Regions from separate parts of the Mus musculus genome. Here all the other regions are linked to region 1. The links are chromatin loops, found by intact Hi-C in ENCODE. Cell type or tissue: heart. All regions are shown on one strand.

Region 1 (8,000 bases):
GTCCTAAGGGAGAGGCAGAATCACCTCTTTATGTTTGAGTGCTTCTTGTTTAAAAAAATATTAATTTTTTTTTCAAATTAGGATGCATCTTTCTCTTATACTCCAGAACTTGTAGTCATAATTAACCCTTTTCTGCAGTTGATGGATTGCCACACATTTCCTCTAAGGTAGAATGATCATAATTAAATTTCCCTTCTTGGAAAGCTTAGTAATACGTGTCTTCTTATGCACTGCATCCTACTAGGATTAATTATGAAACACTCTATTGGGGGGGATCAGGAGTCATTGTTCGGTGGCTAGAGAGTTCTACTGTAGAGAAATAAAACAGCTCAGGAGACGGCAGTGGAACAATGCCAGTGAAGTTAATATTACTAAACTCTATGTTTAAAAGTGTTAAAATGCCTAAGTTTGTTCTATGCTTATGTGTCACAGTAGGAATTTAAACTTTACATGGTAAATAACTCTATCACTGTCAAAAAAAGAAAACAGGTCCTATCCAGTGTAAGCCAAAGATGACTTCATAGTCACGGCTGAGACTTGAGACAAGGCATTGTTTTACAGGTTCCTGGTTTGGGGCTGCCCAACTGCAACTTTCAGTCATGTTCCTTTTTCAATGTCCAAGTGGCAGTCCTCCAAAAGGAAGTTTACCTGCCATCAGGCATGCCGCCAGCCTTTCCAAAGCTCTTTCCTTCGGCCCTACGTCCAGATGAAGCTGCCCTGTCATCTATTTTAGCCTCTTCGTTGGAGGCACTTGGAGAACAGGGAATTTCTCATAGCAATCGCTTGATCCCCAGGGGCCCGTGCTATCTACAAGGAGGCTGAATCACAGGCTTCTGGGTTGAGAGACCTTGAACAACACTGTGACCTTCCCAACACCCGCACGGCCACTCACAAGACAAATTCGCAAATGCTGTAGGTGCTATTACACTTTAAATCTCTCTCTCAATTCCTTCCCTCGGGAACAGTTCCCTAAATAACACCGGCTCAGAGTCTAAATGGAACAACTTTGTTAAGACACTTTTTGCTCTCCCTGGCTTTTACTGAAGTAAAATCGGGAAGAATGTTCTTTGTTATAGTGATTTTCTTACAATATTTTAAATGTTACCTATGCTTTGAGGAGTTCATACACTTGTACACTAAGTTGTGGTCATAACTCCTCCCTCCTCACCCCTCATCCAAATCCTACCAATCACTGCCTACTTCACCTCTCAACTTCATACCCTCTTTTCATTTCTCCCCTGTGTAACCTACTGAGTCCAGTTATTGCTGCCTGTATGTGCATGGAAATAAGATAGTTTACTGGAACATAGACCACCTACAAGAGGACACAATGACTGCCAGAGGACAGAGAATTAGGTTTGGAAGGACATTGCTAACCATAAATTTCCATCTTGGGTTGGAGAGGTGGCTCAGCGGTTAAAAGCACTGACTGCTCTTCCTGAGGTCCTCAGTTCAATTCCCAGCAACCACATGGTGGCTCACAACCATCTATCTGTATTGGTATCTGATGACTTCTTCTGGTGTGTTTGAGGACAGGAACCTTCCCCACACACACATTCCCAAGCTCCCAGGGACTAAACCACCAACCAAAGAGTACACATGGAGGGGACCACGGCTCCAGCTGCATATGTAGCAGAGGAATGCCTTATCTGGCATTAATGGGAGGGGAGGCCCTTGGTCCTGTGGAGGCTCATGATCCAGCATAGGGAAATGTAGGGTGCTGAGGCAGGAGTAGATGGGTGTATGGGGGAGCACCCTCATAGAAGCATGGGAGAAGGGGCATTGGGTGTTTGTGGATAGGAAACTGGGAAGGGGAATAAATAAAATAACAAATAAAAACAATTTTTTAAACACAGATCTCCATTTCTTTCGTAGCAAAATAATTCATTTTTCTGAACTTCCTTCAGAAGATTTAAGTTCCTGTCTTTACATCAAAGGTATATAATCTTTAGGTATTTTTTTGTTTCAAAATACTTACATCTCTCCTGAGTTACAAAGGAAAGAGCACTCAGATTATTTTACAGAGTTTTGATTTCTCTCATTGCCAACCATGATACCATCATCTTCTCTACTGATTATTTTATTTATTTACATTTCAAATACTGCCCCCCTTCCTGGACTCCCCTCTGCAAACTGCCTTTCATCCACCCTCCCCTTTACTTCTAAAAGGGAACTCACCTACCTACCTACCCACCCCCACCTTAACCCTCTAGCATCCCCCTTCCCTGGGGCAATAAGCTTAAAGAAAACAAGTTCATAGTATGGATTCATACACATGGATTTACTGTGCCTTGAGGTTGTTTACCTTTATTGTCAATTTAGCTTTGTTGGTAATTCTTATTTATATTGATCTTAGTCAGTCTGATGGTCCAGATTTTACCATTACGGTTTCCTTGTAGCTAACACCAACTAATTATTCTGATCTGAAAGAAAATGGTGGTGGTGGTGGTGGTTACACATATTAATCCTACAAGCATGACAAGATGACTACAAAAAAAAATGCTGGTGCTTTTCAATATCTCAATTAAATATAGCTAACAAGACACATTGCCAGTAATTACCTACAAAGATGGATATTCTCAATATATGTGTCCCAATGTGTCCAATTGCTACTCAACATTTTAAAACCAGGTTGCTAAGCAAAGGTACTTTGAGTTTGTATCATACACTGAGATATTTCATAACTCTCATGGAACATCTATTTCATTAAGCATTCTTACTTCCCTTAAGTGAAAAAGGCTGTGCTGGAGTCGAAACCCTCCATTATGCAAGGAGTGTGAGAAGCACCCCACGGTTCCATCATATTAGAGAGAGTCAGCCATGTGCATCCAGCAGTGGGAAGACCATACCTCGGAGGCACAGAAGAGGAGCACAAAGCATGTGATCATCACTACCGTGATAATTTTAATAGTGGAAATACCTCAAAAAAAAAAAAAGAAAGAAAGAAAGAACTAGTGTTTTACAGCAGGCATATCCTGCAGTTCTACAGCCCGCAGTTTATACATAATCTCTGATATGTTCTGGGCTTCAAACATCCCTGATTAGGAACTGCAAACCCTCACTGCCAAGCAAGACTAACCAGATTCCTAAGCAATGATGAATCTGAGAGGAAGTGGGGAAGAGGGCATTCATGCCATGGTAAACCTGTTCTGTCCAGTCCCCCAAGGTGATGAAATGTGTGACTGTCACAGGACTCAGTAATACTGTTATAATTGGGATGTTCAGGGAATAGATGCCAGCTGCAGAAACAGTGTGTGCTTTGACAAGGAGTGTGTTGGAAGCCACTGCCAACCTGTGCCCGCTGCCAACTCCACTCAGCTACAAATAGAAATGATGGTGCACACAGGGCCTCTGCTCTGTCGCCGACTTCACCAACCACTGCCCCAGGACGAGAGAGGATCTGGAATTCTGAAGAGCCCATGGCAGTTTTAAAATCAGTGATGTACCACAGAGTCCAGCTATCCCACGATGTCCAGCACTCACCTGAACTGGCATATCCGAAAATCATATCAAACTGAGCCTTTATTCTTACCCCAGGCTTAGGTGAGCAAAATGTTTGAAAGCAAAACCTGGGATTCTACATTTTCAAAAAAAAAATTTCTACCCTGTCATTTCTTTTTCTTTTCTTTTTTTTTCCTTCTTTTTTAAAAATTAGATATTTTCTTTATTTACATTTCAAATTTTTCCCCTTTCCTGGTTTCCCTTCTGAAAATCCCCTATCCTCTACCCCCTCCCCTGCTCACCAACCCACCCACTCCTGTTCCTGGCTCTGGCATTCCCCTATACTGGGGCATAGAACCTTCACAGGACCAAGGGCCTCTCCTCCCATTGATGACTGACTAGGCCATCCTCTGCTACATATGCAGCTAGAGCCATGAGTCCCACCATGTGTTTTCTTTGGTTGGTGGTTTAGTCCCTGGGAGCTCTGGGGGGTACTGGTTAGTTCATGTTGTTGTTCCTCCTATGGGGCTGCAAAACCCTTCGGCTCCTTGGGTACTTTCTCTAGCTCCTTCATTGGGGACCCTGTGCTCCAGCCAATAAATGGCTGTGAGCATCCACTTCTGTACTTGTCAGGCACTGGTAGAGTACCCTGTCATTTCTTATGTGCATAGGTTTGAGAGCTAAAGTCAAGCAAATTAAGTAAAAAAAATATAATCCGTGTGTGTGTGTGTGTGTGTGTGTGTGTGTGTAGCAATTATATATATTTACTCTCTATATAAATATAAATATATATATATATATATATATATATACATATCTGCAATCTTTGTGGTGATGTGAGGAATAGTAAAAAGAATAAAAGTGACAGCAGTTGTTTAGGTTGTTTAGATAGGCTACTCACTAATGTATTTAATCTCCATAACAACACATAAGATACTATACTTAACAGTTTTACAGGCAAAATAAATTAAAACATGAGACATTTAGATGTCCTAAGAACTGAAAACAAATAAGTACTCGTGCTTAGAAGCAAGGATGTTCTGCCTGACAGTAGAGAGTGAGCCCAAACCTCTGTGCCCTGTACTTCTAGGTGTGGACTGTTCTATCCACCTATGCCATCGCACCATTGTGAAAGGACTACTTATGGCCTTTTTCTCCTGACTACCAGCTTTGCCAGATGATGATACAAATACACCCCTTGTTGACTCTTTCAGTATTGTGCCACCAATGTTCACTCTTCAACCAAATTTATTCTCTCCTGTTTTCCCATACATTGCTGGGTGACAGGAATAAACTATAGATAAAATAAATGTGTGGTTCCTGCCCTTGAGGGTAAGTGCTGGGCTATACGAGTCTATACTGGGTCACTACTATCTCTGACCAAAAGTAATGATCAGAGATGACCCCATTATCCATTGTCAACCCTTGGTAATAGAATACCCTGGTTCTTATTGCTTCCAAGTCTTTTGGCTAAAATGAAGTGTAGTGTCTGTGTCTAACAGTTTAGTAGAATATATTGACTGTATTAGTCTCTTAGTCTTTGCAAAACTCTGAGAATTTTAGCAAACACCATTTGTCCTTTGCTAATGGCATTAGCAAGGTCAAACGCCAAGCTCATAGAGGCCTGCGTTCACTCTGTCAGGAAAACAGTTGCAAAATAGAAAAGCCACTATGAACTGGCTTTCAGACAAACAAAATGTTTTGACAATTTTTCTAACAGTATAACCAAGTGGCTTCCGGCAGTTAAAACCCCAACTCTTACTCTATTTTTTGTTACAAATGAAAGATATATCTCCTTTTCAGATGTTTTCATCAGAAACCAAGGCTTGAATCTCATGAGCCCAGCCTAGGTGTAGGTGCTTCCCAGGCTAGAAAATAGGCCCTTGTGAAGAGTTTGGGACACAAAGTGCCTAGACTGGAATGAAGTTGGCTAGAGACACTTCCCTAGAGGAAGCACGGCGAGGCTAGTTCAGGCTGTTCAAGCAGAAAGCCTCCTAACGTGTCCTTTAAATCAAGAACAACAATCCTCAATGTAGCCTCACGCCTAGCCAAGGAGCAATGGCAGACTGTCTCTATTAGGTGTGTCTGAACATTTAACTTCTGAAGATGCAAGAACTCCAGACTCCCTGTGAGCACTGACACAGTGCAGAACGGCCACAGATGGCCACCCAGAGACAACCATACGACTGCATCGACTTCTGCAGCGAGCAATATGTGCTGGGAAGTATAGCCAAAGTCTCCATTCAAATGCTGGGAAGTATAGCCAAAGTCTCCATTCAAATGTTGCCCTGGAATCTCAGAGCTTATGCTGCTGCCAAAGGGCTTCCTGACGGGGGGGGGGGGGGGGGGGCGGTGAGGCTGAGAAGGTGGCTGTGGTTGAAAACTTCCTTTCCTTCCAGAACAAAGACATTAAGACCTCCACAGTATATGAGCAGTTCTCTCTCTCTCTCTCTCTCTCTCTCTCTCTCTCACACACACACACACACACACACACACACACACACACACACATCTGCATGGTCCTTTGAATATCCAAAGGTGTTTCCTCACAGTTTCAATGTTTCAATGTCCTACTTGGTTTTGTTTCTATACCCTCTGTACTTAACAGGTTAACAGAGTTTCCATCGTGTACAATGCCACTCAAGATACAATGTTTTCTATTATTATGTCCATCTACCAAAATACACATTTTGTAATCATTCCTTTGACATAGTTTGTTGTAGCAATGGACACAGTATAACCTTGGAAATCCAACAGGGTCAGTCTGTTCCTGAATTCACGGCTAGAGTTCCCATTATTGAAGTGGAAACAAACGCTGAAGAGAATAGGTGTCTTTTTAAATGTATGTCTTTGGGTGATCCAAAAATAAATAAATACATAAATAAATAAATAACCATACTTTTTTAACATTCATATAAAATTAACAGCCAGATGCTGCCTTGTAAGCCTAAGAGTTAACATTTCTGTGACATCAAGTATCTTTTCAATATTCGAGACACTATGAATAAATTTTCTTGTCTCCTCTATTATTTCTGGTACTGATCACTCAAGCAGCTAATGGCCCCAAACTATCGCTATTGTAACATTTTCTTCCCTTCAGCTTTTCCTTTAATTCATTTTTTAGAAATCTATTGACAGCTTAAATTTACAGTCTACCTGGCATGTTTACTCTGGTAGAATCATGATTTCTGCATTTGTCTTCATTTTATTCAAGAAATGAAATGCAGTGTGATTCTTTTTCTAATCTTTGCCACTTGTACAATGTCCTGTTAAATTAAGGAAAATATTAGGAAAGTTTTAAAATTATTTTACACCCAATGATGAGAAAATCCATCTATAATTTTCAATTAACTTTTAAAGAGTAAAACTAAGTCAAGATATTTCTACCTTTAATGTCCATAGGCATAAAATGACTGTCATAAAGCTAAGAACATTTGTTAAAGTCTCTTTGTATTTTAAACTGAAGTTGGGTGGATAATGTTTGAGTTCACATATTTATGTCAGGTTTACTGCAGTCATAATTGCAGATTTAATCAGCAGCACTGGAACTCTTTGTATCATGTCCTTTACACGTTATAATTATAATAGGCGAACTTTTCATCCAAAAGCAAAATAAGATACTGTTTTATTTATCCTTTAGAATTTCAGGACATTCCTTGGGTATCTGTTACTTTATATTCATCTCAAAGAATAAAATGCAAAATAACGACCCATATAATTTGTTTCTGGAGTACCGATGTGGCTCACAAAGTACTTCCACGTTAATTGGAGTCTGCTTATTCAGCATCTGATGCCAGCAGAGCCTTCTCGGGGTTCATTACATTGCTGTATGGGTTTTGAGAACATTGTTAAAATTGTACAAGTCAAGCCTTGTGCAACAGTGATAAAGACCATAGGAAAAAGAATGGGCCAGCATGGGATTGCGCCATTGAACAATGCATCCCTAGTCTGTCATGTCAATTAAGTCATTTTTAAAACAGGAAGAATTTGCTTGAAATTAAGTGGTTGTTATTCTTAACTGGCACTGCGTGTTCTGAACATGAAGCTCAAAGTGAGCAATTTCTCTTGATAGCTAAAAGGACAAGATCTTTCGCATCCATCACAAAAGGATGCTTGGTTGGTAGTGTAAGGAGAAAGTCTCAGGAAATCTAAAAGCTCTGAGGGAGTATTATTACATATTTCATTGTAGTAGTTTTTCTAGAGTTATTCCAAATTTGTATATATTTATTAGTTATCTCTTGCTGATTTTTACTTTTATTTTATGTGGTTTCTGGGTGTTTTCCTGCATTTGTTTCTTCACATCATTTGTATAAGGATCCCCTACACCTGGAGATGCAGACAGTCACAAACCACCATGTGGCTGCTGAAAAGCTGTCCATGCTGAAAGAACAGCCTGTGCTCTTAACTTCAGAGCCAGCTTTCGAACCCCATGCTCATTTAACAACAAATATTGTATTAATTCTTGGATAATTTTATCATACTTACACAGACTCCTTATCTTAACTCGTCCCAGACCCACCCTACCTCCCTATACCCACAACTTCACGTCCTTTTAATAA
Region 2 (8,000 bases), 240 kb after region 1:
TTGCAGGAGCTAGGCCTTTCTCCACTTAAACTGTGCCTGGCTGAAAGAAAGGATGTTGCTGACACCTGAATAAGAAAGCAATGACTCCAAGTTATGTAAATTTAATTATTTCCTTCAGTTTTTTTTTATTTCCAGGAATCTTTTTTTTTTCCCCTTTCTCCAAGATTTAAAAAAAGAAAAATAGTCCTGGCAATTTTCATTTAAAAGAAATAAATGTCGGCAGTGGTTCACTGCACAGGCTGACACGGGGTTTCATAGAGGAAGAGGTGCCGTTGCTTTAATCTAATTTGGGCTCTCAATTCCCAGCTAATGTATCTAGGGATCATGATGTATGTGTTCACAAGGAGACATCTGTAACACAGAGTCCAGCTGTGCAATTCTCCAAAACACAGGTTTAAAAAAAAGAAGAAGAAATCAGTCAAGAGTTTTGCAGCTGCCCCACAACGTAATAAATCTCCAGGTACTCACAGATGTAGAAATACTCTCGGCCTGGCCTGAATTCAAATCCTAAAGAAAAGGGAGTGAAGAGCTGGAATTTTTCCGAGAACTTCAGCGGTCCGTTTGGGGAGTGAGGCCGGTTACATTCCCATCTCTTGAACCCTTTGGACGTGTGGTCGCAGGCACTGTACCCATCAAAATTCACCATGTACAGGACGTAGCGCTCAGTCTTGTCTTCTGGGACAGAGTCCTCATAGTGAGGGCAGAAAACATCCAGGTAGTCATTGATACAGACATCAATGTGGTAGTCACCCCTCTGGAATCTGTTGGAAACAGAAGGAAAGAACACGGTAATTCATACCGGGAGGTGTTTCTGCTCGGAATCTACACTTGTATCCTTCAATAACTTTGGAGATCAAACATTTTGTATGAAAAGTCTTCACTGAACGCTTAGGATTTATAGCCTGATTTGAAACATTTTACATACATACATACATACACACACACACACACACACACACACACACACACATCACCCCTGCGAGTACCAAATCCCGCTTCAGTTTAACTTTATAAAACTATGGCTTCTCTGTTTTAATTAATGACTTCTTCCAAACAGCTGAAATGTATTTCACAGGACATACTGAAGTGGGAATCAGGAATCATATGGGTAAATCTTTCTCAGCCTAAAGTCATGGCGGCAGGAAAGCATACAAAAAAAAAAAAAAAAAAAAAAAAAAAAAAGCTTTTGTTTTTAGCTCCTGAGGAAATTCTTCCCTAAGCCCTCAGAAAGGTTCACCATAAAACTGTGTTCCTGCTGAAATACAACACTCATAAAGTGCCATAATCTTCATGCCGGACAGTCAGTCTCACATGAACACTTCCCAGTGATGATGAGCGGGTCAATTCCATTTTTGGACATCTCTAAATGTTAGAAACTTTCTTCCTGTATTGAGCATAAATCTGCTTCTGTGTAATTCCTACCCACTGATCCGACTTCTGCTGCCTGGAGTTACAAAGGGCGAATCTAATTCTTCTTCTGCAAGGTAGTCTATAAAACATTCCGAGATGTCAGCAGTCTCTGGATTCTCCTTTCGCTTTCCCCACACGTGAAAATCCTCGTCCCTTTGGTTATCTCTGGGATGATTCCCAGACTCCTTCTCATTCCAGGATCCTCCCACGCCCCCCAGTTTCCCAATGAGTTCTTAAAATGTAGGACCCACTCATGAGACTTTCAGCACTTAGGAACTAATGTTCAACCTGGGAGAAATAAGACTACTTTTCTCCTCAATGCTAAATACTCTCTGACAAAGATTCCCTTTGGAGAGACAGCATTGTTTAAAGGGGAAAGTGATGGTTCTACTCATTGAGTGGGCAGAACTGGCTTTAAGACTCGGATCTGATGACGTCATACATCATCCAGAGCCTCAGTTTCCCAATGAATAAGATAGGATAACAATGAGAATCTGTCCTGCTGGCCTCCCAAGGACCCTCAAGTCTCAGAGGAGGAGGAGGAGGAGGAGGAGGAGGAGGAGGAGGAGGCATAGGAAGAAAACCCTGAGGTTTCATCAGAGGATCTGCATTTCAATGAGAATCCTCTCTCGTGGGCCACTTCTTGCAAAGAGAGCCATACGCCATACGTGTTTATTTCTTTGTGTTTAGAATGCTCGCGCATTTCCCTCTTCTTCATTACTGGTGGACAATGATTTGTCAAGACACAAGGGAAGACTTGCTTTTAAAAGATTTCTGAACATCAAGGTAACATCACTGCTTAAGTACAAAGAAAAGACATTGCAGTGTTCAGATAAAAGGTGCTGGGCTATGAATCATCACCACTCAAGAGTAGCCTGACAGCATTGGACGAACGCCAGACAAGAACTGCAGCAGAAGGCGATGCCCAGATGCACTTTATACTATTATATTATTATTACAGATTTTAAAGACATTCAAGGGGGAAGTTTTTTTTCCTCTCCCTAAGTGTCATTCATGCTAGCTTGACTAGCATGTGAAAGTGCTTAAATTGAAAATGAAAACTGTAGCTACCTGGGCACACCCTGTTATTCCTTTATTCTGTAATTCTGTTATTCTACAATTAAAAACCACGTTGTCACGTTGTTGTTATTATTATTATTACTATTATTATTTCAGGCTCAGTTCATCTTTTCCATCTTTGTCCCTGTCCATGTTACTAGAATCTTAAGGAAGCAAAACTATGGAACTGAAAACCCACTCCACACTGGGTTGACTGGTATTCCCTTCAGGGGATAGTGTGCTTTTATGTGAGATGCTTACATTACTGAGGGTTCTATTTTAAACATGTGATTCTTCTACAGACTAATATTCCTACTCTCCGATCAATATCCGAAGACAATAATCTATCATAGTCAATTCACACTTCTGCTTCAGTTCCTTGCTTGTCTGTCTTTTCAGACAAGGGTGTTAGGTGGCTGAGGCTATGCTAGAATCTGCTCTGTTGCCAAGAATGGCCTTGAACTCCTAAACCTCTTGTGTCTGCCTCCTGCGTGATAGGATTATAGGCTTGTCTGTCTGGTTACAAATCTTTCATTTGCACAAGTTTGTCTACTACTGCATGTCAAAGAATAAGATGTGCGTGTGTGTGTGTATACACAAACAATTACTAACTGAAATACATGAAAGTTATTGTATAATGTGCTCAAGTATAAAAGAGAAAGACAGCATGAGATATCCTTATTTTATACCAAGCCCTCCCGATTGGATACAAAGTGGTCATGGCTTTCTCACTGGGAAGAAACTCACGAGCATGACTTAACACTGAGCACTCTCTGTGTGACATTCATTATTTCAGTTAACATTCATCACAGCACCACAGGATCCCCACTGTTGTTATATCCATTCAAAGGCAAAGAAACGGAGTTTAGGGAATCACATGACATACCCAATTTCCTAGCTAGTAAAAGGTAGAGGGGAAAGTGACCTGGGAGCTAGCATTTCCTAAGAGATTAAATTGCTAACGCCATGTCCATAGGTCTGCTTCACAGTCCCTAGAGAGACAATTCTTGTTGGGGTTCCAGTCCTCTTTTCCATTCACTGACATAACAAGCATTTGCTGTCCTCGAGATTTGCGTGTGTTCTACATCTATGAGATACATATACTATGAAATACTCAAAACAACTAGAATGAGTAGTTAGAACATGTTTACATTAACAATCAGGGGCAACATCCAGAGAGGACATTATCCTCTTAGCTTCATGTTTCACAGTATATAGGTAGTGGGGCTAAAATCAGAACCCAAGTCATACATGTTCTGAAGCATCTTTGTAACCACGAGGGCCTCACAGTGGGACAGCTCCACAGTTACAGCAGCTTCCCTTCTTACAATGGCAGCCTCTTAGAAGTGTGGGTACCAGTTCACTTCACGGTGCTACCAATAGAAGTCAAGCCCTGCTTCTCCTCCCTGCCTACTCACTTGACTCCAAAATCCTAAGCCAGCAGCTGAGGGGAAGCCCTTAACTCCTGCACATTCTCGTCTTTCCCAGAAAGAAGCACTCTCAGGCCCAGCAGCCATTCACATAAAGGGATCTTTCTCCACCAGGAAACAGCTTTCCTGAGCTTGAGCTCACATCAAAGCAGAAATACACATCTAGAAAGATTCTAGAAAGACTTTGCATGCCAATATTTACAGATGCCCCGGGGCACCTAGCCACCTCGTTAACAGGTTAGCCAATGGTCTAGAACTTTCCCTGCAAATGTCTCCTCTTTTTTTTTTACTTCCTCTAATTTTACCACTGTGTCCCGCAGTGGCCTTTGAGATCCTTGTATCTGGTTAGGAACTATACTATCTGGCAGCCCACCCATAAGACCGCAGTCGTTCTTCTTCCACTAAATTATCTCCGGTTCATAGCACAGTAGCATGAACACTCAACAGACTTAGTAAGGAGATTTCATCTGCAGAAAACACCGTCGTAACTGTTCTCACAGTGTAAACATCTCAGGAGCCAGAAACATCTCACACATCTAGAAAGATGACCCCTGTTCCTCCCTGGGAGCAGGCTGTATTGTATGTTGTGTCGAACAACGTGGCAGCTCGTTGTTCTACACAACATACAATAATATTCTACAGCAGAGATATATTTCACACATCTAGCAAAATGGAGCAGTAGGTTGGTTGAGGATTGATGTCAGCTGTATCACAAAAGGTCCATTTCATTTGACTAAGAATAAGATTTGGAGCTGGAGAGATGGCTCAGCGGTTAAGAGCACTGACTGCTCTTCCAGAGGTCCTGAGTTCAATTCCCCGCAACCACATGGTAGCTCACAGATCCGATGCCCTCTACTGGTGTGTCTGAAGACAGCAACAGTGTAACTCATATAAATAAAATAAATAAATCTTTAAAAAAAAAGAATAAAATTCAGCACAAAATTTAAACCCCTTTAATCATCCCCAATACCCAGAGTAATTTATCAATTATAATAAATTATCAATTATATACTTGATGGAAGCTAGAGAAAATGGAAGCTACCCTACTGGTTAAAGGAAAGGCAAAGTGACCATGGAAGCAAGGAAGGAAGGAAGGGAGACCTGGGACGTACACCTCCAAATTCATTTGAGAGGATATGTCTCACAGAATTTGGCTGCTGACTTTTCAACACATGGCCAAATTTAATCCTGACCACCAATTTAAAGCCAGTGTTAATATCTCTTCCCTTAGCTAACCTGTGCAGTTAGAAGTCAATCATGACTTGAATCTCAAAACTCAAATCAAATGTAGACAAGACACAACGACTGTCCCTCCATTGAGTTCTCAATAATGTGCCCTCAAATGTGTACTGAGATATGAACTGGAGCATCATTGTATGGCACCAGTCAGCTTGAGGTATAGCATCTCTGTCCTATTGACCACTTTCTTTTCCACTCTGGGCCACTGAGTACTGCAACATCTAGTCCTTGAGATTTTGGGTTCTTTATCAGCGGAGTTCTTAACTTAACCCTGTCCTTTGGTGACTCTTTGTTAAAGCAAATAGATCTGGCGCAGCTGTCGTTTGTCAGTGGGCGCTGTTTCCTCACTGACCTTTCCTCCTCCTCGACCATATGCCCCGGTGTTGTGGATCTTGACAGATAAGAGAGAGCAAACAGAGACAAAAAAGAGGCAGGCAGCATCCTGGGCTCTAGGATACAGTGCTGCAGAGGCACAGTATCCCTCCAGCCCCATTCTCCTGTAGCATGCCCCGCTCGCTCTCGATCCATCCTCCTTTGCTGGAGCCCAAATGCATTTCATTTTAGTAGCTGGAAAAGGAAGGGGACGGTGCCTATTTAAAACATTCTAAATTGGCCTTTAGCATATGTTGCTGGCACAGCAGAGAGCCTGCTTCCAGGGAAATACGTAGTGAGGTATTTTATCAGGCGGCTCCTGAGTGAAGTGGTTCCCCTCCCTAAGTACAGAAACGGCATCATTGAAATGAGACAGTGCCGTCAGAAGTTAGGGAGCTTCGGGGCACCCTTTTTCCCGCTTCGGGTAGTGTCTCAAAGAATTCCACAATGAAAATGTTATCTCTCTCCAATCGGATGGCTGACGACTACATTTTAGATGTATTTTAACATGTCAGGAGGTGATTCCTATTTGAAGAGGACTGCGCTGTCACTTCCTTAATTACGGGGCGACCTAATGGATTATGTTCTGGAACTGAGATGCAAAAGAAGGATATGATTTATGATCGAAGATTAAGCAAATTTATCAGCTCAGGGTTCCTCTCGAATTTTAAACCCAGTCTAGAGCAAGTACGTCTCTACAGCGGCTGCCTTTCAATTCCACTAGTTCTGATTTTAAAGTCTAACTACAGAATAAGATGTGTCTGTTAGCCAGAAGAATTTCTCATTCGTCCCAAAAGGACCTGATGGGCCCCCACCCCCCCCCCCCCCGTCAGAGACGCAAGCTTCTGTGTTTTACTGTGCTTCTGTGCAATGGGCAGAGCAGCAGTCCTGTTGCATAACATGCCTCCCCCTGGCTCCTTCTGCTCTTTCTCGGGGCGCAGAATGCAAGCCTTATGGTCCCTACCCTAAATCTGAAGATGTTCTTTTTTCTTTTTTCCTGCAGAGGTTAAAGCATGAAATATAAACAGCAAGTGAAACTTGGCACAGATAAATGGCGGTGGTGGCAGCACCGAGGGCTGAACAAATATTTGTTTTGCTAATTTTAAACTTTCCCCCTCTCTTCTGGGCTAAAACGGGGGACTCTTTGGGGTGTGTTGGTAATCCACTTTCACACCAGGTTCTCAGCGTTTGACCTGTAGATAGTTTCAGCACAACCAGATGGGTTGAAGCTGATGATGACCGTAGTAATGGACAGCACTGGGCTGTGTCCCTCTTTCACGCTCAGCAATGTACCAGCATCAACTCCCAATTCTTCTGAGAGAAGTGGTGACTCACAAAGCAGAGGAAAAACTTGCTTCCATGCGCATCTCAGGGATATGCAAGTCCTCCTTACTCTTTTGCAGATGACATTCAGTCCAGAGTAAGCTGCATATATATGCGCTACATGTGCTAACAGCTTCTGCTACATCGTATACCTTTTCATCCCATGACGTGTAAGGTGCTGATGAAATATTTGCTTTCCAGATTTAAGGGCTGTGTTGATCCATTCATGAAAATGCCAAACAGAATCCACTGATGTGCATGCTTTGTTAGTGAGGAGCTCTGTGGCATGGCCACTCTCATTAATTGTTGGTAATATTAATAAGATACAATATTCCTGGCCGGATACTAAGAATCCATCAGCATTGCAATACACTAACTTGTGACTTTGGATTTTCTCTCTCAGTGCTATGTGTGTGCGTTTTAAAGTCCCATGTCTGATATCAGTTACCCATACCAAATGGTAGGTATGAATCTTAAACAGCTCTAGTTTGTGGCTAGTCTAATATTAGGCACATTAGTCTGAAATTTAAAAAAAGAAAAATTATATTCCCGGTGACCAGCACCTGCTTCAGACATAAGACACACAAAATGTTCTCTGTTCCCGAGTTTTAACTCATTTGGAGTTTTGTTTTATTAGCTTGACAGAGGAGCTCCAAAGGAAACAAAGCATTAAATGGGCAAGACCTAAACAAGACTCTTCTCTAGGAAGGGACCGGGTATTTTGGGTGACAGTCTAATTGCTTTTAAGCCCCGAGTGAAGCCTGAGGCAGGGAGCCAGAGTATGTCAATGTCAGCGGGGCCAAGTCAGCCTGTTAACCAAGCAGAGCCCTAACAGGGCGGACACATCACAGATCATGTCAAATAGTTTTCAAACGGGGATTTTGAAACAAAAATAAAGAATTAACATCTGGCACTCAGTGTGGTCTTAACGTGGGTCACGTTTACAATGCAGAATAGACTCTTTCTCACTCCATCTGCTGCCCAGGAGAGTCTCACAAAGCTGGGGAGCAGGCTCTAAGCCATCTGGAGTTTTAGGGCCTCTTAAGTACATGGGGCAGAATCCCTGATGCATATATACAGATTGACTAAGAGTAGGTCCAGAAAAAAAAATCACCAAGTAGCTTATACAGCCAAAGTCGGAGGAACAGACTGAATGACTTGGTTAGC
Region 3 (8,000 bases), 370 kb after region 1:
CTTGGAGCCTAGTGAAGAAATGGTATACTTACACAGCAAGTTCAAGAACCTGGGCTCAACCTGCAGCACCACAAATAACAAGCAAGCAAACGCACACGCAAGTAAACAAATTGAGTGTATCTTAGATGTAAAGCCCTTCACTTTTATAAAATTAGTATAAGCCCTCTGTGTTCTTATAAATCCACCTGTTTCTAGACATGTCAAGACAAAAGAGGATGTCATAAAAATTGCTAGTTCTCCCACAATTCCCTGCAGCCTACTGACCTAGTCCTTTCTCTAAGCTTAAGCATGAGCACATGTGCGTGTGCACACACACACACACACACACACACACACACACACGCACACACACACACTCATAAAGCATGCCACTGTGTTTCGTGCCAGCATGAGGGTGGTACATATGTACCTTTAAGTCTCTGCTCATCCACTTAATGCCAGTCTGGGCCCAAGTGCACATATAAGTCAGAGCTCCGACTGCTCACAGCCAAAGCCAACTCCATTGAAGTTAACAGAAATGACATTTCCTTTAAGAACTTCTCATAAAAACCTCCTGGCAAATTAGACAGCAGCTGTCGTGAACACAAGACGACAGCCACAAGAGCCAGGGGTCCTGTCCTTGAGGGCAGAAGTGGGGCCAGGGCCAAGAGTTTTGTGCTTCTTCTCTAAGCACAGACATTAGTGCGGTTAGGACGGACTGCAGACCTACACAGACCTACACAGACCTGCAACAGACTGCAGGCAACCTGGCTGCGGAGCTTCCTACACTTGAGATGAACCCCTTCCCTCCCCTTCTCTTCTCTCCCCACCCCCTTACTTCCTCTTCTTGCAGGTGGCTTTTTAGAAGGCTCCTCTTACTATTATTATTTTTTTTTTTTTTTTTTTTTTTTTGGTTTTTCGAGACAGTGTTTCTCTGTGTAGCCCTGGCTGTCCTGGAACTCACTCTGTAGACCAAGGCTGGCCTTGAACTCAGAAATCTGCCTGCCTCTGCCTCTGCCTCTGCCTCTGCCTCTGCCTCTGCCTCTGCCTCTGCCTCTGCCTCTGCCTCTGCCTCTGCCTCTGCCTCTGCCTCTGCCTCCCAAGTGTTGGGATTAAAGGCATGTGGAGGTTCCTCTAAAAACACAGGGGCCACCACAGAAATGGCAGCTACAGTCTGAAACCCACACTGTGAAACAATTACACACTACTGTTTTTCAAATAAAAGACGTGATGGTAAACTTATTCATATAAAAGACTGTAGATATTTTCTTTTTAAAAAAATATAATATTCCACGAAACAGTCTTTGAGTAAAGGGCACTGAACTATTAAATTCTACCCCAACCAAATATATTCCAACTTTTATTTCAAGTTCAAAAGAGGAGAAGGATAGGCTAGAACTATCTGGATTCTTTCTATAACTTCTAAATTTTGACACAGTGTGTGTAAGGCATATTTCAAAGATGTTGTATCTGTTTAACACAAGTTCAGAGCAGAGGCCCAGCTCCTGGTAGGGGAGAGAAACTCTTCCTGTATTTTTGAGAAGACCCAAAACTGAAGGACCTCTAATTTCTAGTAATTATCCTGGTACCTTACAGCCCATGATTACAGATATAACCATGCCCTGAGCTGCCCTCCAGTTTGTTCTAAACTCAGTGCTTGTAATTAGTCTTGATTAATACTCCACATTTCATATCAACAGAAACAGTGAATCCAAAAGACCCTGTGTTTTCCTGCCTCATGGAGTCCCGCTGCTGTACATGTTCTGTGCCTTCATCAAGGGAACCTGCTGAGCAAATGGGATCGGACAAAGCCTTGGCACCCACCTGGCCTAACTATTCCCGGGGAAGCAGCAAGGCCTTTCCTGTAACCATCTTAATCCCTTATATCAACTAATTAATACACAGAGAAAGCTTTTACTTGTGTGTGAGCAATTATACCAAGTTCCTGGTCAGTGTCCAAATGGATTCACAATATAACTCATGAACAATGAGGCTTAGGGAAAGACATCATCTAAAGATGACTTCTAAAATGAAGAAGAGCTTGAGAAGCAGGCATTAAATGACTCTGTTAGTAGCAGGGTGCCGGGACAGAAAATAAATGCCATTCTTTTTTTTTTTTTTTTTTAGTAAACTAATTCTGAGGCCTTATTTTGCACATGTGTGACTACCTTAACCAGGCCATTTACATGAGCAAACTAGAACCAACAGATAAAGGAGTTGTGACTCTCTCTTTAGATAGCTGAAATGGTTAAAGACTTGCAAGGGGCTGAAAAGCAAGAAAACGTCATGTCCTCAAATAACTGCCAACTACTAAACATCTGAACAAACTCACTGCGCACAGACTCCTGAAAGCTACCCGAGACTCAATGAGTTCACCTTGCTGCCTCGGCGCTAAGTACCTGCTCTCAAGGTCCTTGTGTTCTTTCCCTTTTAGAATGTGTAACAGGAAGCAGTGATTTGCGAATCACGGCTGCCTGAGGACTAGCTGAAAACTGGAGCCAGCCTCAGAGGATGGGGAGCAGAGGAGGGCTCAGAGCCTGAAGCAGAGTACAGCATCCCCTGCTGCAGGTTCTGCCCTCCACCTCACCTCAGCCAGAGTGGCAGTCGTTCTAGTGTCAGGGCAGCTCGTCCTCCAGCAGAGCAGAGGGCACAGGATCCTAGTGGCTCGGGCAGTCGAGAAAAGGCTCTCCCGATAAAGCATTAGATTGTGGTAACAGGCCCTGGTGTGCACTGGGAACTCTTCCTGTGCAGACGTCTGGCTGTCTGGCTGGGTGGGAGGACTTTATCCAATAAAGGTCCAGCACCAAGTTCATGGAAGCCAAGCTTTTAAGAAACAAAATGCTTCCTCTAGTCACCACCCTGATAGACTGTCATCTACCACACATTCACACTCATGTATTTGTGTGTGTGCGTGCTGTTTAGACTGTCAGAATTACTGTACTGAGTCACCCTTAGGAATCAGACACTGTCCTCCCAGCTAGAAGAATCGCCCACCCCTGGAATTTTCAGGATCTTTTCCCACCTTTCCCAGTGTATACCCACTGGCAGGAACCAAAGAGCTATCACCCTGACAAGAGAAAACAAGCTGTGGGCCACTCTAAGGAAACAGGTTTTTCCTTCCCTCGTAGAGACATTCTTTCTTGGTGAGCTCATGTAAAACAGCAAAATGCTCAGTGAACATACTTGGTCCCATTCCCTGCAGGTGACTGTGCCCTTCAGCTTGACCTGTGATATAGAAAGAGAGAAAAAAAACCACTCTCCAGTTTCTAAGTAAAAGGTGACCATTTGGCAGCTAAGGTGATGGAAGCTGGAAACAGTGATGTGGAAGAACTTGTCAGACAGGTGTGGCCCGGGAGCTGGGAACACAAAGCAAAATGTTTCTGGGGGCCAATCTTGAGCCAAATTAATTTAAAAGGACAGGATAGCGACTGTGTGATGTTTGTGCTATGTTGGTATTGGGGGAAGAAAAAAAAAAAAAAAACTGTTCTTATCTGGCAAGGGCGCCCCCTGCTGGCCGCCACTCTGAACTCCGCCTCTTGGTCTCTCTCCAGAGAAGGCAGAATTGCTTGCACAGCACAGAGAATCCGGCAGGGTTAGATGGGCGAGTCCCTCGCAAAGCACACAAAAAGAGCAAAAGGTGCGGGTCACCGCCCCAACCACAATCTACCTCCGTCACGGTTCTCTGCAGTCAGATAAATTACAAGGCGGCTGGAAAGAATGACTACGCTGATTACTGCTTTGCAGGTGAGACGTTGGAAAGCCAGGGAGGAAAGAGGCCATTTTATGGGGCCCAGCCGCAGAAAGGATTCCTAAATTACACTCACATGTTTATAGCGCTTGACTATGGGACTAAATCTCCACTATCCTTCTAATGGCTCCGGTTTATTGTGACATTCTTAATAGTAATTACTTAAGGTCCCAAGCACATGACACAGCAGCCTAGGATTAAAACCCATTCGAACAGTAGACAGAACACCTTGCCAGCGAGTGACCTAAAATCAGCCTTGTGTTCCCACGCCATCCCCCACTTACCCCCTATTTCTTTGCGAGCTACTAGGTGCACAGACATTTTTTCATGAGCTGCTCTTCCAGTGTCTCCGCTTTCCCCTCTCACCTATTTTGTCCTATGTTTGGCCTCTTACAAAACCCTGCTAATGTTTCACAATATTGGCACACTACCCCCCCCCGTCGTCTCCCCCCCCCCAAAAAAAATTCCAGCAAAACACTTTGGGCAGAAAACACTTTGTAATCTGGGGCTCGTGTTTAAACTCGCTGTCGTCCATTGGAACTAGTTACTCAAGGAAAATTGCCACGGCGCTCAGCTGGTTCAGACTACCACAAAGAAAACCTGTTTGTGGAGGCACACGGGTCTCTGCACTCCTGACAGAAACGTCATACTTGAGCGTCTTTAGCTCGGAGTTATATGCCCTTAGTCTCCGAGAGTTCACCAGCTCAGGCTGAACTTGGCTTCCCCCTGGGACCTCAATCTCATGTCTGTTCCCAGCTCTCGACTTCAAACACGGGGGACAGGGATGCAAGGCATCTAGGCGTGAGCAGAGAAATATAATAGACAAAACAAACATGCTTCATCCCCTTTGGGTCACTGGGTCTGGTTTTCATTTTCTAGTTTACATACGAAACCAAGGGGTAAGAAGAAACGCCCATGGAATACAGGACCGGGGGTGGGGGGGGTGGGGGGGGGATCCCTTATTTCTGAATTTTAAAGACACTGCCATACATCGAAACGGGTTGTTTGCTCTTTATTGGATCCAGTTTGCTGAAATTTTTAGTTTTCAGTTCTTTGTGTTTCTTCTGCAAGTGGAAGACTACCCAAATGAAACAGTTTATAGTTATCCTTGTATGTGCTAGTTCGAAGAACGCTTGCTGACCGTCAGGTGTGTTTTTGTCCCCATGTCCGATGTGGGACAATATTTAATTCAAGAGTGTATTTTATTCACCTCTTGCCTTAGCTGGTCCTGTAGGCAGGCATCCCCAGGAATAGCTTGATGAGGGAAATGTTTACCTACCAAAAGCTGTGAGAATGACAATGTGGGCTGATTTTTATTTATAAGAGGGGGGAACTGAGCAATTTTACAATGAACCCGATCAATCTGTACCCGTTTGGGGAATAATTCTTCTCTGAATAGAGTTATCAAGACACCTGTAGTTTACCTGACCCTGTGTCTACAGGAAGCCAGAGGTTCTCATAATTATGTTCAAATGCAAAGAACTTTTACTGGTTACCACTTAGACAGTAGATGACCCCCATAAGACTTGGGATGACTTCAGTTGCTCCACGTGTCCAAAGGCTCCAAACTGCACATCCATGTTCACACATGCATTCTCTAGGAAAGCCAGAATCAGCCTCTCTTTATTTCAAATGTGGGGTAAGTACAGTGGCTATCAGCTGGACAAGCCGTGGAGAAGGTTATTCACCTCTGCAAACATCACAACAGTAAGCCATGTGCTAGCACAAGGGAAGTCCGCCATCTCTCAGGAAGCCAACCTTGTTCTGGTTTTTTTTTTTTTAAGCTACACTGTGTTACAATACTCTCATATTGTAACAATACTTAGAAACTATGTCAGCAAGAGGAGAGAGAGAGAGAGAGAGAGAGAGAGAGAGAGAGAGTATCAATAAATAAGCTCTGTCTGATACCCCTCAGATTAAACTCAATATGCCATTAATATGAAAAGAATTTGACAGTTTACATAAGGGATGTGACCTGGTGCCAACAACCTCTGGCTTCTTCATTCTCCAGATGGTAGCAGATTAGCAGGCAGCCTTTATTCTCCTAAGAAGATTTCCCCCCATGGAAAAGCTATAAAGACCAATTCTGTTCCAAACTTCAAGTCTCCTTCACAAATGTCTACCCAATTCTAGGCCTTAACTAATGCCTATTAAAAGAAGCCCTTGGGCTCAACGTTATGCAGTGTGGGGGGAAAACACTAAAGGCAAACTTAACTCTAATGCCTGCCTTTAAAAGATCTATTGACAGAAGCAGTAGGGAGAGTTTGAACTGATGTTAACTTAAAGAAAAAAAGCTGGTGAGATTCAATTGTGGATGTGAATGCTCGAGTGAGTTTGATCTTGACGGGGGCTTAAGATAAGGAGGATAAAAACCTAAGCCTACTTACACATTAAAAAATGCAGTCACACTACATTCACTACACACACCGCTCGCAATTTGTTTTATGCCCATCATCACTGAGGGCGTTGAAGGGCACCCTGTATCCCGGGGTACAAAGCCACAGCAGAGGGCAATTACTCCGCTAACATGAAGAACCATTTCCTGACATCACACAATGTCCCCCTTTACACTCGATCTTCCAGTGTAATGCAAAATAATATAATTGAACTTTTCTTTAGTTTTCTTCTGAAGGAAGAAACATAACAGGTGGATAATCAAAGAGATCTGAGAGATGAAAACCAGTTCTTAACATGAAGGAAAAAATAAAACATTCTTCCCATATCACACAGGACGGAATCTTTGAATAATTAGGGAAATAGCATATTGATAAACAGACTGACCCAAGCAGGTTAAGTGGATACCCTCCCTGATGCTTGGATTCCTCTGTGGCCACGGGGATACAGGGTATCCGCATGAAGGACCTCCTCTCTAAGAACCACGGGAACCCATTAAAAACATTGTTGCAGCACCAATTAGTACAGGGCTGCTTAGATATTCTTTGTTACTTCTTAATATGTCTACCAAACTCTTCACAGATGAAAATGGAAAATGGGGAGGCTTTGTCTGGAATTTCTTCTATTTTTTTCTTTGCTGACAAGATAGTCTGGACAGCTGATAATCCTGAAAGCTACAAAATAAACTACTGCAGAAACACCATGCACAGTAAAAACAAATCGGGCAGAATAAGGTCCCTCTTTCCAAGAAGTCTGCATCCATCCTCCCAGGAAATGAAAACTTTAGAAACTACTGCAGATACTAAGAGGGAAGAGATTACAGGTCCTTCTATCTGTTTAACAGAACGGGTTTCCATTAGCTTCTAAAATCACTTAGGTAAGAGAACATTAACATTTGCCAACAGCAAATATACTTTGAGGTCCCCAGAAATAAAAGTTTTTGTGGAAACCACAAAGGCCATAAAAAGGAGGGGAGAGGATTTATTTAATTTATTTTCTGCACACCACTTCATTTCCTAAAGGAGGAAATGCTGGACAAACAGTAATTTAATGGTCGTATAAAACACTCACCCAAGGATGCCATTAATGGTGACAGCCCAGATCTCATCTAGGCAAAGCACACAGTTCTCTAAACACATTGGCAGAGTTCAAAACTGAGTTCTTCCAAATGGCTATTTTCTTGTCTTGTAGTCTCACTACTGTGTACTCACAGAAATATCTCTTCCATTACCATTATCATAATTACTTTAAGCAAAAACACAAAAACAAAAACAAAAACAAAAAGTTACATGTGAAGGGACTGTACTCCAACCCAATAGCTGGGACCATCATGGCAATCAGATAACGAGTTTCAGAAACAGCTTAAGGAAATGAGCTAATAACATGACTGCCCACAAGCAGATTATCCCTGATTGCCACAAAGAACGCTATTAGGGGGCACCCTGTTTTCAAGTGATCATTTTTCCAGTCTGTTACAGAAAGGTTAATCTGCAGCCCTATTCGTAAAAATCAATTCTGAAACATGCTAAATAGAAAACAATTACATCTAAAAATTCCATCATCAGGAGCCACGTTGACATTTCTTTTCATTGTCTTAGAGAAAGAGTAATTCGAGTGCTTTTCCATAAACTGACCAATAAGAACAAAGGCTGGGTGGCACAACTCAACCAGTTTAATGTTGTCTACCTAGCATATCTGGAACAGGCTCGTGAGGGGGAAATAAAATGGCTGTTTAAAAAGACTAACAATTTTTAACTTCCAAATTCTTTCCGCCAGGGTGATGAGAGAACATAGCCAGAGAACTCCCCCAAATACCCTGAGCCTCCTCCTTCCAAACCCCAGGAAAACAGTTGCTGTTGTTAGGAAGGTAGGATAAAAT

What was found. Hi-C counts contacts between places; a loop is a spot of excess contacts. Peaks named below come from ENCODE experiments on the same cell type or tissue, not always from the same donor. Only the 100,000 strongest peaks of a DNase experiment are listed, where the experiment ranks them.
Region 2: a loop joins it to region 1, with 2.1 times the contacts of the local background. A loop is called at or near these places in 3 of 42 quality-filtered maps.
Region 3: it touches region 1 in a loop (2.5-fold over the local background); 2 of 42 quality-filtered maps call a loop at or near these places.

The regions. Positions count from the first base shown.
Region 1 is chr17:62,412,163-62,420,162 of GRCm38, forward strand. No RefSeq gene overlaps it. Among named protein-coding and RNA genes, the nearest start is that of Gm25800, 41 kb to the right of the region's middle. In heart, no CTCF peak of the experiment used is centred here; DNase peaks (open chromatin) are centred at 729 and 3,269.
Region 2 is chr17:62,650,374-62,658,373 of GRCm38, forward strand. It overlaps Efna5 (ephrin A5), which reads right to left. Exons shown (of 5, transcript NM_207654.2): 2 at 469-761. Among named protein-coding and RNA genes, the nearest start is that of Gm52303, 120 kb to the right of the region's middle. In heart, a CTCF peak has its summit at 4,765 (motif pointing left); no DNase peak of the experiment used is centred here; H3K4me3 peaks cover 551 bases.
Region 3 is chr17:62,780,620-62,788,619 of GRCm38, forward strand. The region is part of intron 1 of Efna5 (ephrin A5); the gene reads right to left. Gm52303 (a long non-coding RNA gene) reads left to right here. Exons shown (of 2, transcript XR_003952355.1): 1 at 1-3,723. It overlaps Gm46583 (a long non-coding RNA gene), which reads right to left. Exons shown (of 2, transcript XR_001782160.2): 2 at 1-8,000. Among named protein-coding and RNA genes, the nearest start is that of Gm46583, 6.0 kb to the right of the region's middle. In heart, a CTCF peak has its summit at 3,510 (motif pointing left); DNase peaks (open chromatin) are centred at 2,582 and 3,542; H3K4me3 peaks cover 958 bases; H3K27ac peaks cover 1,678 bases.